Linked DNA regions of Homo sapiens: region 2 is linked to region 1. A link is a loop called in an ENCODE intact Hi-C map of the cell type or tissue named here. Cell type or tissue: PC-9. All regions are shown on one strand.

Region 1 (2,500 bases):
AGCTTACTATGGGTCACTCAGCAATCTTCAAGAGAAACAAACATTATTTGGTTGGTGGATACCAAGACAATTCTGATGTGTTTGTGTCAAAGATTGGTCAGATGAAATCTAACTAGACATGTATCATTCCATCATCAAGCGAAATGACCTTGACTCTAAACATCTTAATTTGAACTGTAGACATTTCCCAAATGCTTTAGGGTAGATTTGGACCATAATACACTCCACTGTAAATGGAGAAAGTTCATCATCCCCATAATAATTGCCCCCAAACTGCTAGGTAGGAATGCATACTGGGTTTAGTATGTATTAACTCCCTTGTGAATTCAGCTTTTGAGAGCAGACCTCTTAACAAGTCATGAGTATTTAGAGTGAAATATTTAATTCTTAGTGATACTATTTTCCTATTCTGCTATTATTATTCAGCTATGATTATTTTCCTTCTCCTCCCAACCTCCTATTTCTTTTTCTTTATTAAAAAAAGGAGAGGAGGTGCATGCTGCCATCTGGGGTGAATATGGGCTTCACGTGGGGACCTGGGCGCTGGTTCTGATCCAGAGAGTGAGCTAGGAGCACTTACACAAGAGGGTCTTAGCCACTGTGTCGGGGGAATAGCCTTATATCAAAGACTGAAGCCTTTTAGTAAAACCTGAAGAATAATCAGAAGCAGCATTGACTAGTCTCTAACCTTGGTTGAGGGACACACACACACACACACACACACACACACACACACACGGCTCTGAAAGCTCAGACACGGAGGACACGCTGTGATCCACTTAGCCCTCTCTTCTCCTTCAGGGGGTCCTTGCAGGACAGAACGCTAAGGAACAAAGTCTTAACTGGCAAGCTGCCGGCAGAAGGAGACTGTCTGGTGGATTGCAGCGCTGATTAGGAACGGGGAGTCCTTTGCGTTTCAGAATCCGGTCCACATTTTGCTGAGAGCCCAGGCACTGTGAATAAGAGGAGCCTCTGAGGACTGGTTTCTGATGTCGCACTAGGCATGATAAGAATGCCATTGACGTCAGCAGAGTCATCATCAGGGAGAATGGCACCCCAGCTCTTGAAACCACACCAAGCAATTGCAGTGCTTTTGAAAATTAAAAGCCGGTGCTGGAGTGTGGGGGGTGAGGTGGGGGGTGGGGGGGTGGGGAGGGAAAGAAGCAAAGAGGGAAGTCGTGGCTCCAGCTGAACTCTTCTTTCTTCTATGCGTTTCCTGTATTTTAAAAAGGCAGGCTCACGGCCCTCCTGTGCACACGCCCGCTCACTCACACACACTGCTGCCTGGGCTCATTAACCTAAATTGGGGGAGGTGGGGGAAGAAGAAAGAGAGAAAGAAGGAAAAAAATTAATTCTGTTAACACTTCTGCATGCACATAAAACAAACTGTGCCACCCAGGTGCTGGACAGAGGCCCTGAGCCACATAAGCCTCTGAGAATCAAATTGCTGAGGTAAAACTGATATGCTTTAAATGTGTGTTGATGAAGAGATTACAAGGGAGGAATTAAACACTTCAAAGGAGCTACTACAAAGCAACAATCACTCTTCCCCCATCCCTCACACACGCACATTACTGTGGACGCTTGCATGTTTGTGTGTCTGCCTGAGAAAATGGCAAAGTTGGTTTAGGAAGGGAACACTGCAGGCATGTTGTGATTTCAGCTTTCACAGGCAGCTCCAAGAACATCACCTCCAGCTATAATTCAACGGTTACCTGGACTGGAAAATGTCTTGGAGGTTACGAAGTCTTTGAATTCTTTAGTGTAAATTGTCTCCGCTTTGAAATTCCACAATTGATCGAATCCTTTCATTCTCTTTCCCACTCCTAATTGTTCCACTCTAACTCTCCACCCACCGCCAGGAATATGAAAACAACATAGAGTAGAACTGATGATATCAGCTGTATAACACGCTTTATTTTACGGCATTAATGGGCAGCTTTCCAAGTCCATAAAAATCTTTTGCTGATCTGATTTTAATATCCATATTCTTCAGTTATACTAGAAAGAATGATTTCCGAGATGTGGAAATGTTAGCCGGGAAACAAAAGGACATAGGCACATAAAGCAAAATCTGGCAGGAAATGTGGGTTTAATAAATTGAATTATGTGAAACTCCTATTTCAAATGGACTGATACTAGAGGAGCAGCCCTCGAGAGATATGCACAGTAATGATTCTTCGTTTTCAAAGACCTGTTTCTTTTTGAAAAGGAAGAAGCCCTGAACAGCATTCCTTTCAAATACACAAAGGTAGCTAAAGTACAACCTTCTCCTCTTTCCTATTTGTTCTTTAAAAAATTGTAAAAATTATATTAAGTGTGCTTCTTGTGATAGAGTCAATAAAGGGAGAAGGAGTTTAGCAAAGCACATTTACTATATACTCTTAACCCGTCTTGCTTACTGTAATAATCGAAAGAAAGATGGCTAATTGTCTTGCAGGAATTTGGGTTATCCTCTGAAAGGATACAAGTAAATTTGTAACTTGGGTCGTATTGGCTA
Region 2 (2,500 bases), 240 kb after region 1:
TGCAGAGTGATGGGCAACTGCATCAGTGATTTCCACCAGAATATCCCTTGGGTGGTTGATTATTTCTTCCGGCTACAGCACATTATCTAACCCTAGCTTACTGGTCCTGCAAGAAATTCTATAAGCCACCTAATAAATTCCTTTTTCCTTAAAATAATAAGAGTGGATTATATTGTTCACAACTAAGTTCCTGGCTGATACACACATTTTTTTCCCTGTCTCTTACTTTTTATTTTTTTCATTTTTTTAAGATTTTTTTTTAAGTTCCAGGGTACATGTGCAGGATGTGCAGGTTTGTTACGTAAGTAAATGTGTGCCATGGTGTATTGCTGCACCTATCAACCCATCACCTAGGTCTTAAGCCCCGCGTGCATTAGCTATTTTTTCTGATGCTCTCCCCCCGCCCCCCGCCCCTCTGATAGGCCCCAGTGTGTGTTGTTACCCTCCCTGTGTCTATGTGTTCACATTGGTTCAGCTCCCACTTAGAAGTGAGAACAATGCATATTGTTTTATACTCTGAATCTTTGACATCTGTTATAACGTCTTGCCTCAACAGCTATAGTATGTGAACTTGGTAGATTGAGAATATTTTAATCAATTTGAGTCATTTTTTGTCCCTTCTACAGTGCTGAGTACACAGTACATGCTAAAAAACATACTTGTTTTGGGCCAGGCATGGTGGCCCACGCCTGTAATCCCAGCACTTTGAGAGGCCAAGGTGGGCAGATCACTTGAGACCAGGAGTTTGAGACCAGCCTGGCCAATATGGCAAAACCCTGTCTCTGCTAAAAATACAAAAAATTAGCTGGGTGTGGTGGTGCACACCTATAGTACCAGCTACTTGGGAGGCTGAGGCAGGAGAATTGCTTGAACCCAGGAGGCAGAGGTTGCAGTGAGCCAAGATCGCACCAGTGTACTCCAGCCTGGGCAACAGAGCAAGACTCCATCTCAAAAAAATGAAAAACAAAACAAAACAAAACTTGTTTTATTGAAAAATAAAGGTCCTTTTGAAGAAGAGAAATATGAGGTAGATCAATTTTATATACCCTTGGATGTGTATAAAACTATTCTTTGTAGTACAGGAAGAAAGTATTAGAATATCTATATATATGGAACTTTGATTTTTATGTAAACATATTTTATGTTTTGCTAATATTTAATACAGACTGAGAGTAGTACATCTATATTTACAAATAAGTACATGTGGATGTGCATGGTCAAAAAGTTTTACTGATATGGATCAGAAATGAAAAACATTTGGAGGTCACTGGGCTGAGTTACTTCTCATGATGCTTTTCAGTGATCTGTTTTTTTTTTTTTTATATAATAAACAGTTGGTAATTTCTCATCAGAGCCGAGATGTGCAGGGAATTTAGTAGAGTGCCATCTGGCGGTGATTTCTGCCACGTGCAGCATTTATCCCATTGTTCCTCGGGGGTGCCATCTGTGAGCTTCCTCAGGCCACAGTATCATCGGTCTGGCCTTTAGGCTGAGGGTAACTCAGGGAGGTGAGAAAGGCAAGCTCATGGCGCGGCAAAGGTCAAAGGACAGAGTGAAATTCAAGTGGCTCAAAGAACACACAGGGGTGGAAAAGAAGCCAGCAACACGGGGGAGGGGCGGGGGGCACCAGATGCAAGAGTGAGATGGGCGGGTGCAGAGGAAAAGTGAAATAGAAATCTGTACTTAAAGTGCACAGTGTGACGACAGCAGAAACACATTGCCAAGAAGATTGTGCCTCCTGCATTCTCCACATCCACAGTCATCACTAAAAAAACAAAGGCTAGGAGGGAGGGTCCCCTGAGCATTTGCCAGAGCTCTCCCCTGGGGCCAGGGTGTCATCACAGAATGAGAATACTTTAAGGCTACACTTCACCTTCCCAAGCAATAAAACATCTTCAAAAAACAAAAAAACTTGCAACCTAACCACATAAAATCCAGCCTGAAATCCTCCCTCTGTACCGGATGAATGATGTGATTTTTGCTGCTCTTGATCTTATTCATCCTTGACGCAATTGCTCCTCTGGGGGAATTCTGGTCGCCAAGAACGTTAGAACAGACACAGCATTTTTCTTGGGCAGCTCAAGGTCACTTGCGATAACGTCAGAGGAGGCTGCTCCTTGGGATAATGGAACTGAGCAGTGACAATTATGCTTCCCAACAGATGCCTGTGTCCTTAATCTGTCCGCTGTGGGGTGAAACAACAAAGAGGACATTTTAATAGTCCTAGGATGTGGTGTCACAACTGTCCCATTTTGATTAGGATGCATTTGGGAACAGGGAGCTGAGGGCTTATCACTGGAAGCCCCCCTTTCTTCCCCCTTAAGAGCACAGAGGGCATAAAATAAGAAGAACAGGCAGAGGAAAGCAGGCAAAGAAGAGTATCGTGATGTCTGATGGAGGGAGGAGGACAAAGGGAGAGAAGGGAAGCGGGGACCGCACAGTCGGAGTCCCCTCTTCTCATCTGAGACAGAGAACTCCATCAGAATAGCAAGTAGGGGTG

Evidence for each region. Peaks named below come from ENCODE experiments on the same cell type or tissue, not always from the same donor. Only the 100,000 strongest peaks of a DNase experiment are listed, where the experiment ranks them.
Region 2: a loop joins it to region 1, with 9 times the contacts of the local background. A loop is called at or near these places in 6 of 110 quality-filtered maps.

The regions. Positions count from the first base shown.
Region 1 is chr5:59,126,254-59,128,753 of GRCh38, reverse strand. The region is part of intron 5 of PDE4D (phosphodiesterase 4D); the gene reads left to right. Among named protein-coding and RNA genes, the nearest start is that of PDE4D-AS1, 88 kb to the right of the region's middle. RefSeq lists enhancers at 159-1,068, 1,069-1,979. In PC-9, no CTCF peak of the experiment used is centred here; a DNase peak (open chromatin) is centred at 973; H3K4me3 peaks cover 576 bases.
Region 2 is chr5:58,890,805-58,893,304 of GRCh38, reverse strand. No RefSeq gene overlaps it. Among named protein-coding and RNA genes, the nearest start is that of PDE4D-AS1, 150 kb to the left of the region's middle. RefSeq lists an enhancer at 1,437-2,500. In PC-9, CTCF peaks have their summits at 1,232 and 1,438; DNase peaks (open chromatin) are centred at 1,404 and 1,784; H3K4me3 peaks cover 683 bases; H3K27ac peaks cover 375 bases.